Regions from separate parts of the Homo sapiens genome. Here region 1 is linked to region 2. Evidence: read pairs that join two places in POLR2A ChIA-PET (ENCODE). Cell type or tissue: OCI-LY7. All regions are shown on one strand.

Region 1 (5,000 bases), 68 kb before region 2:
CTGCACTCCAGCCTGGGCGACGAGAGAACTCCACCCCACACACACACCCACACCCAAAAAAGAAACTAACACAACTTAAATTTTGGGATGTTTTTAAAAGTTGACAATTAGGCAAGGTGCAGTGGCACATGCCTGTAACTCCAGCACTTTGGGAAGCCAAGAGTTCAAGACCAGCCTGGGAAACATAGCAAGACCTGGTATCTACAAAAATTGAGAAAGATTAAATTAACAGAAACACATGTCCAGGGCTTATACCCAAACAAGAATTCCAGAGAACAAAGATCGAGATGGTAGATGGGGAAAGAAGAATCAGTTCAGTAATATTTCCCGTATCTGAAGAGCAAGTTTATACAATGACAAGATTCAGTGAGTGACCAGTACAATGTATTAAATAAACCCAAGATACAGTTGTGAACCATAAGAACAATGGTAAAATTCCAAGTGATTTCAGCGTTAAGAAAGATTCCATATGTAAGACCAAGATTTAAAATAAATTTCTGGGTCAAAGAACAGTGTAGCACACACCTGTAATCCCAGCACTTTGGGAGGCCAAGTCAGGTGGATCACCTGAGGTCAGGAGTTCAGGACCAGCCTAACATGGTGAAACCCCATTATCTACTAAAAAAAAAAAAAAAAAAATTAGCCGAGCCTGGTGGCACACACCTGTAATCCCAGCTGCTCAGGCGGCTGAGGCAGAAGAATTGCTTGAATCTAGGAGGCGGAGGTTGCCGTGAGCCGATATGCCACTGCACTACAGCCTGGGCAACAAAAGCAAAACTCCGTCTCAAAAATAAAAAAAATAAATAAATTTCTGGCCAGGCATGGTGGCTCACACCTGTAATCCCAGCACTTTGGGAGGCCGAGGCGGACGGATCACAGCATCAAGAGATTGAGACCATCCTGGCCAACATGGTGAAACTCCGTCTCTACTAAAAATACAAAAACTAGCTGGGCATGGTGGCACAGGCCTGTAGTCCCAGCTGCTAAGGAGGCTGAGGCAGGAGAATCGCTTGAACCCACGAGGCAGAGGTTGCAGTGAGCTGAGATCGCACCACTGCACTCCAGCCTGGCAACAGAGTGAGATGCTGTCTCAAAAACAAATAAAATAAATTTCTTCACCAAACCTGAATTCTCTACATAGCTAAACTTAGTAATCCAATGCAAAATAGAACTTTACAGACAGGAAGGTCTCTAACCTATTGGAAGATATCCTACACCAAACCAACAAAGCCATAGATCTAGGAAACAGATCATAAATTGAGAGGCAAAGGGAAACCCAGAACAATGGCAAAGCCCCAACTCAACAGTTACTCAACAATTCAAAAAGGGCAAACAGTTCAGATTAGAACACAGAAAACCATCAAGAAAAACATGAAACTAATTACCAAATTAATGTATATAAAAAATCTTTTTTCAATTCTTGTTACCGTTTGAAAATCAGTGTCTGCTGGACAGAAAATTATCTAGGCCAAGAGGTACTGCTAGAAACGGCTCTGAGAATTGCAATTTAAATGAGTCAGACATACAGAAACAAAACAGTACAAAAATCGGGTTACAAGTTTTTTTCAAGAATGGGTTTGATCTCCAAAATTAATCCTTAAAATTAAATCTAAGTAGTGTCTCTCATTTAGTACTAATTAACTGCCAAAAGTGCAGCTTGTAAACATTTTAACACAACAATCAAAATTAATCTGGTAGCATGTTTTTAGTCACACTAAACCTGGTTTTAATTCAATCTGTTTTTACCCCCTCCCCGCACATTTATAAAGTTTTTGATGTGAAGGCCGAACACGGTGGTTTATGCCTATAATCCCAGCACTTTGGGAGGCCGAAGGAGGAGGAGGATTGCTTGAGGCCAAGAGTTCAAGACCAGCCTGGGGAACATAGCAAGACCCTGTCTCTACAAACAATAAAAATATTAGTTGGGCACAGTGGTATGCGCCTGTAGTCCCAATCACTGAGGAGGCTAATGAGGAGCACTTGAGCCCAGGAGTTGGAGGCTGCAGTGAGCCACTGTACTCTAGCATGAACGACAGAGGGAGACCCTGTCTCTTAAAAATAATTTTTTATTGAGAGATTTACATAAAATAAGCATATGATACCAAAAAGAACCCTAGCTTAACAACCCTAACACAAAAAATTTTCATTTATTTTGACCATGAGTCAGCAAACTTTTCTGTAAAGGGCCAGACTGTAAATTATTTTGCTTTGCAGGTCTCTGTCCTAACTACTAAACTCTACCACTGTAACACAAAAGCAGCCATATACAAAACATAAACAAATGAGCATAGCTGGGTTGCAATCTTATAAAAACAGGACACAGGTCCTCAATTTGGATCTATCATAAAAAAACTTTAATAACACTAACTTTTGCTCATTAAAATGTTTGCTTAGTTGGAGGTCAAATTCTTAGCATCAGATGTAACTCCACAAAAGTAAGAAAGGTATTCCATCACTTCACTACTATAGAACTGTATAATAATACATTTCTCATTTGTTACCTTTCTAATGAACTATTCTGAGCAGTCTGAAGTAACTGACTGCACAGCCTTAGATTACCACTCAGGGTGGAACTCTTAACATTCACTTAAGTAATACCTACAAACGATTTTCCATTCAAGTTGATGGGTATCAATTCCCTGAATGCTAATAACAGAACTCAAGAAGCTTCCAACAAATGACAGGAAAAACAATTCTGACTTAATCCTATAGTTATCACTTAGACTCTTCAGTTTCACTTTCTTAAGAGTGACTCAAAAAGTTCCTTAGGCACACATACTAATAATCACAGTCCTGAAATTTTAAGGCCCTAACCAAAAAAATAAAACCTTTGAGAAATGGAAAATAAAATCATTCAAACAAATAAGCACACACACATAAACACGGTATATATTTCTTTAATCCTCCCTCAACACTTGAATTCATCTATGAAGTCCACCACAGCTCTAAAAATCTCTCTGAACTAGCCGCATTTCTATTATAATTAACAGATTTTAAGTCCTTTTTATTTAATGGAAGCATAAAACATTAACTATCTGTGCAAAGGGGTACTTTTGCACATTTATCCAGATTTGTTCTAAAAAGCACAATACATATTAAGCAAAAACTGGGCATTTGGGAAAATATTCATATAAATCTTAATGGCTACATAAGGAAGTATTATTAAAACAACCAACAAACAAATTGACATTAAGTCATTCCCAATTTGGACAGGGAGGACACATTATGGCAAAAATTAGATTTTGCTAAAAACATTTCAAACTTCACTGCAATTTTAATCATGTCCTCAATTTCGGCAAGCCTGTCTTCCAAACTTATGCTTTTAATAACTTGAATCCATGACAATTTTTCCTATTCTGATGATAAAAGAGCCAATACATTTTTATACAAAAGGATTTATTAAAAAACCAGTAAGACACTACTACATCATGACACTGTCACACTGGGCTTTTAACACAAGACTTGCTCTACAATACTGGGGGAAAGGGCATAAAACACAAATTGATTCTGAAGCATAGCAATTAAGAAATAAAACAATGAAAGCAAATTTCTTTTAATGAGAACTCAGAATTAAACTTCAGAGGGACCCAACGTCATACTTCCATTCAGGGACTTGATACAAAAAATTTAGTTTGAACTGCTATTAGCAGGTGGCAGGAGCCACCTTCAAATGAATCTTCAAATTGGAAAATACTGCTTCACCACCTGGAGACAAAGAAGAAAAAATAGAAGTCACTCTGGGCAGGCTACAACACTTAACAAAAATTTACATAAAACTGAGTTATCCCTATGTTCCACTATATGTAAATACTGTATAACATTAAATGTGTGATATGTTTTATAAATTAAAGCTGAACAGTAGAGTCCATGAGCTGTAAATCCACATGTGCACCACTGGTTTAAGATGTGATATGCTTTTACAAGTATTCTTTAAAATATAAAAAGCTTTAAAGTATTTACCCAAAGAACTCATAAAAAGGTCAATTTGGTAAAAGGACATTTTGACCCAAGAGCATCTAATATTTAAGCTTATTTTATTGGATAAGCATATCTCTTGTCCATCACAAGTTATAGAAAAGTTATATACGACTAAAAGAAAAAGTTATCTACTGTAATTATAGGAAGTTGTCACAACAGGAATTCAGCTCAAGAACTTCTTGCAATTACTGCTACAACGTCTATAAATGGGAAAAGCAAGCATTAAAATAGATTAATAAAATATAAAATTAAGACTGGAAAATCCAGAGACAAGCTGTATCCTTAGAAGAATAAATAGTTAAAATTATTCAGTAAGCTGACGTATTTAACCATTACTGGGCCTGTAAAAAATGCATTAAAATTACATTACAAATAGTTTTTAAAAAGCAAAGAAATAAGTGAAGGCAAAGCTTGAAGTATCCATTTTATTTTATAATGCTGATACAGGATGTTGGAAGAGACCATACCAAACGGCAGCATTCGAGAGCGTGAGCATCTCGTACCCTGTCCGCATTGAGCGGGCCTGTGAGAATCGTGAAGTCAGCGCGACACAGGGCCTGCAATGAAGTTCCCGCTGGCGGGTACAAACAAGGTATAATGTCAGAGTTAGTAGGCAATACTTTTTTGCTGCAATTCCTTAATTTGTACCCATTAGCAGTACTTTACCTGTTAACTTTACTGACTTGTTAATAATAGGACAAAAAGGCAAAAGCTTAAGAGCACCTGTGTTACATATCTTTGAAAGTCACTATGTTATAATATGGTAAGCACTTCTGGGTGCTGTGAAACTCTTAAATTAAGCATTGTTTTATGAACAATATAGATTATAAAAACTACTATTGTAAATGACAAAAAAAAACTATTTTTAGAACATACCTGTTGGGGATAAGTTGCAAATGGAATAATTTAGTATGGTTTGTAGCTATTTTGATGACCACCTCGCCTGGATACCTTCCCATAACCACTCTGCTGGTCTAAAATAAAACAAGTGTTAGAACCAGAACGGTAGTGGTTACATACTA
Region 2 (5,000 bases):
TTGCTTACCATAAGTCTCTTTTAATCTTAGATCCACCTACATTTCCCACTTCTTTTCATGTCATTTACTTGTTGAAGAAATGGGATATTCTTATGAATTTTCCACATTTTAGATTTGGATGGTTGCATCTTCATGGTAGTTTAACATGTGCCTTTATTTCTTTTCCTGATTACTGGTAGTTGGTTCTAGATGTGGCTGCTTTTGTTTGTTGTTGATTTTTTTGGTTTTACCATAGTGCATCTTCGTGGAGATTTTTATTTATTTTTCCTAATTGCAATTGCAATTTGTAGGGTATATTATATTTGTAGATTCATTTGTCACTTCTGGAAAATTTTAAGCCATTACCTCTTGAAATGTTGCCTCTTACTCTCACTTCTAAAACTCTATTTTTTTTTTTTTTTTTTTTTTTGAGACAGAGTCTTGCTGTGTCGCCTAGGGGCTGGAGTGCAGTGGCACGATCTTGGCTCACTGCAACCTCTGCCTCCCAGGTTCATGCGATTCTCCTGCCTCAGCCTCCCGAGTAGCAGGGATTACAGGCATGCACCATCACACCTAATTTTTGCATTTTTAGTAGAGACAGGGTTTCACCATATTGGCCAGGCTGGTCTCGAACTCCTGGCCTCAAATGGTCTGCCCGCCTTGGCCTTCCAAAGTGCTGGGATTACAGGTGTGAGCCACCATGCCCAGCCAGCGTTTTTGATATTTTAAAAGCCTGTTAGACGTTACATATCATTAAAAAATGTACACAAGTTAACAGAAATATTCTTGATTTGGCTGCCATTAAATTAACTTGGTATGATGCGAATTATCACATTGTAGTTCTGACAGCTATATATCTTTGATTAATAGAAATGTTATTACATAATGAGAGCAATATATTTGACAAATAAAGCCATTCAAAACACATTGTCTATGGAGAGAAGAAATTTAAAGGGTTTCCTGGTGATGAAATATTGAAATTATTCTATAATACCACTTAACCCCCACTGCTCCCACCCTCCTGTCATTCCTCTGCTTGCAGGGTCTATGAAAAACATATATGCCCCAGATGTTTCATGGTTCAAGGGCAATCTAAATAGTGAGTCAATTTCATAGGCCATGTCTTTCATGGGAAGAGTAGTTGCTCCAGATTATCCAGGCTCAAATTCCATTAGAGGAACAAGAATGGATCAATTGTAATATAATCCTACTTTGCTACAATAGAGCTCAACACTCAGAAACCAAGTGTATTAAAGATTACTGACCAGTCTTAATGCTTAAAGTCAAGTATGCCTGATAGGAGTTTTATAGTTTAATAGACTGCAGAATGTAATCAGCATTGGTGCATTCAATTAGCTGACTTCCTCATTTTAAAATCAGGGGATTAAAGCTAAAGCTGGGCATGGTGACACATGCTGGTAATCCCAGCACTTTGGGAGGCCTAAACGGTAGGATCACTGGAGCCCAGGAGTTCGAGACCAGCCTGGGCAACATAGTGAGTCCCTGTCTCTAAGATGATAAAACAAAAAAAAAAAAAAAAAAAAAAGGTTTAACTTGGGCGATATGGCAAGACCTCATTTCTACTAAAAATCAAAAAAAAAAAAAATTAGCTAGGTATGATGGCACATGCCTGTGGCCCCAGCTACATGGGAGGCTGAGGTGGGAGGATTGGTTGAGCCCAGGAGGTTGAGGCTGTAGTGAGACGTGATGGCATCACTGCACTCCAGCCTGGGCGACAGAGTGAGACCCTGTCATCAATAAAACAATCCCCTATGAGTGTTCACCAGCCAATACAAATACCCAGGTGGAAGGTGGAGAACATATGAAGAAACTCCCTTTGTGGAACCTCATCAATTACAACAAATTCAATCAATTTTAGTCAGTTTGTTACCATAAAAGCCAACAGCTTCAAGAGCATTTTAAAACAGTTTTCTAAGTCTCTAATTTTCCTGAAACTACATTGAAAATATTTATAGACATGCATTTTTTTGGGTTTGAAGAGAATTCACTTTTGGTCAGACTCCCAAAAGGAGATTACCATTGGAAGAGTATGAGAAAAACTTGCCTGCAAGTAAAGTTTCTCACATTTTCTAGCTTGTGCTGGTCTTTAAGAAACCAAAATTAGCCTTTTTGGTTATTTGGATTTTAAGTGACAACATTATGTTGAATATACTTTTTTTTTTTTTTTCTTTTTTTGAGATGGAGTCTCACTCTGTCGCCCAGGCTGGAGTGCAGTGGCGCTATCTTGGCTCACTGCAACCTCTGCCTCCCGGGTTCACAACATTCTCCTGCCTCAGCCTCCCAAGTAGCTGGGATTACACTCGCCCACCACCACACCCTGCTTTTTTGTATTTTTGGTACAGATGGGGTTTCACCATATTGGCCAGGTTGGTCTAAAACTCCTGACCTCGTGATCCGCGCGCCTCAGCCTCCCAAAGTGCTGGGATTACAGGCATGAGCCAGCCACTGCGTCTGGCTGAATATACTTTTTCAAACTACACTTTAGTCTCACTACTCTCCAAGATTATGATACAGCTCTCCGAATGGGTATATCTCTTTGAGTGGTCTCTTTGAAGTGGTACATGTCTTTAAAGGGTAAAACCAGAGATTAAACTGACACTTAAGAATAGCACAATTCCCGCGGGGCACGGTGGCTCATGCTTGTAACCCCAGGACTTTGGGAGGTCGAGGCGGGTGGATCACCTGAGGTCAGGAGTTCGAGAGCAGCCTGACCGACATGGCGAAGCCCTGTCTCTACTAAAAATACAAAAATTCTAGCCAGGCATGGTGGCAGATGCCTGTAATCCCAGCTACTTGGGAGGCTGAGTCAGGAGAATCGCTTGAACCCGGGAGGAGGAGGTTACGGTGAGCCCAGATCACTCCACTCACTCCAGCCTGCACTCCAGCCTGGGCAACAAGAGTGAAACTCCGACTCAGGGAAGGAAAGAAAAAAAAAAAAAAAAGCACAATTCCAACCTCATTCTTGTTGGGGCGGGGGGAGGGGGAGGGAAGAGCAGCAGAAGTTAAGGTCTTCAGAATGTTCAGCATTACCTTGTAATACCCACAACATCAGTATATCCTTTCCTACCGTTTATAAAAAGTAGTAAAGTCTAAGGTGTATTTTTATTTTTTGCTATTAACTAAATCTTGCTGAAATTCCACATCTAATCTATTTCAAGACAAATGTAAGACCCCAACCAATCCTAAAAGAACAGCCTATATATTTATAAACAATATTTTCTAGTGACTATAAAAAATATATAAATTTAGATTGTTTTTGCTTAAAGTTGAAACCACAGATTAGATGTCAACTCTATTTCGCTGAAAGTTTAAGGAAAGGGGGTTTTCTATGAATGACCCTTTCTAACTACTCAAGAATCAATTCAAATGGTATACACACACATCTATAACTAAAAATTATTCATACACTTACATGTTTTTGAATCAACTTTTAAAAAAATTAAAGACAGGGTCTCACTCTGTTGCCTAGGCCAGATAAGAGTGCAATGGAGCGACCATAGCTCAACTGCAGCCAACACACCTGGCCTTAGTCAACTTTTTTTTTTTTGACAAGTTCTCACTCTGTTGCCCAGGCTGGAGCACAAATCTCACTACAACCTCTACCTCCTGGGCTCCAGCAATCCTCTCACCTAAGCACAGCACCACGCCCGGCTAATTTTTCTATTTTTAGTAGAGCTGGGGTTTTGACATATTGGCCAGGATGGTCTTGAACTCCTGGACTCAAGCCATTCACCTGCCTCGGCCTCCCAAAGTACTAGGATTACAGGGATGAGCCACTGCGTGCGGCCAGCTTAGTCAACTTTTTAATTGGTGAAGTTTAGCATCCTGTGATTTTTTGAGACAGGGTCTCACTTTGTCGCCCAGGGTGGAGTGCACTGGCGCAAACATGACTCACTGCACACTTCACCTCCCTGGTTCAAGCAATCGTCCCGCCTCAGCCCAAGTAGCTGGGACTACAGGTGTGCACCATCACATCGAGCTAATTTTCGTAGTTTTTGTAGAGACGGGGTTTTGCCATGTTGCCCAGGCTGGACTCAAGTAATGTACTTGCCTTGGCCTCCCAAAGTGCTTGGGATTACAGGCATGATCTACAGCACGCAGCCTAGCATCCTGATTGACATTAAATCAAATCTTGGTACTGGAAAGTAGCTTAATTGTTCAGATATGCCCTTGTATTAAGTTTTGTGAAGATTAGTGAGGATCTCTGCCATTATGAAAATAAAGATCCACTGAAGAGTAATGGAATAAGCTCTGCTTATCCACGCTAGCATCCCAACAGACATCTCATTTTAATAGTCCTCATCTTATAAAAGTGAGATTACAGATTAACATGTTAACCAAAGAAATTACTAAGGTGTTTTGTTAGGATAACATCACACAGAATTTGGTCTGAACAATGCAAAAGGCAAATACGATGTATAAAAACATATACAAACCGAGCATTTGTTATAGGTACTTTAGAATTAATTTCTATCCTCTTCCCGAGGATAACATCACACAGAATTTGGTCTAAACAATGTAAAAGGCAAATACGATGTAAAAAACATACACAGAGTATTTGTTATAGGTACTTTAGAATTCATTTCTATCCCCTCCCCAATAAACTTGTCCAATTACTTTGTTCTAAATTAATCCTTGGGAACGAGATCTTGATAGTAGCTTCAGTTCATCCAACCTAGGACACTTAGCCTTAGAGTATCTGTTCAAATTTGCATCAGTTGGTGAACTGATAGACCCTGAAATCTGAATTAAATCTAGAGTTCAAAGCCCAAATCTAGAGTTCAAAGCCCCTGCAAGAAAAACCAATTCTCACTCCCCCTTCAATTCTTTGCAAAACATCTCAATCATCTCTAGATGTAGTGTATTTTTTCTCAGTCATACATATCAAGACTTGATTAAAAGTTTGGATTTTGTTTAAAAAGGCTTTATTCATTTTTTGATCAGGGAAAAGGACAATCTCAATGTCAACTCGTCACCTAATCATAAATTTGAACTTACAG

What was found. ChIA-PET counts read pairs that join two places held together with the same protein. Peaks named below come from ENCODE experiments on the same cell type or tissue, not always from the same donor. Only the 100,000 strongest peaks of a DNase experiment are listed, where the experiment ranks them.
Region 1: POLR2A ChIA-PET joins it to region 2 with 5 read pairs; 29 of 35 experiments call an interaction of 5 or more read pairs at or near these places.

Annotation. Positions count from the first base shown.
Region 1 is chr4:82,350,450-82,355,449 of GRCh38, forward strand. HNRNPD (heterogeneous nuclear ribonucleoprotein D) reads right to left here. Exons shown (of 9, transcript NM_031370.3): 8 at 4,855-4,952; 9 at 2,049-3,705. The coding sequence ends at 4,885. Among named protein-coding and RNA genes, the nearest start is that of HNRNPD, 21 kb to the right of the region's middle. In OCI-LY7, no CTCF peak of the experiment used is centred here; no DNase peak of the experiment used is centred here; H3K27ac peaks cover 538 bases.
Region 2 is chr4:82,418,299-82,423,298 of GRCh38, forward strand. It overlaps HNRNPDL (heterogeneous nuclear ribonucleoprotein D like), which reads right to left. Exons shown (of 8, transcript NM_031372.4): 8 at 4,271-5,000. Among named protein-coding and RNA genes, the nearest start is that of HNRNPDL, 9.7 kb to the right of the region's middle. RefSeq lists an enhancer at 3,781-3,870. In OCI-LY7, no CTCF peak of the experiment used is centred here; no DNase peak of the experiment used is centred here.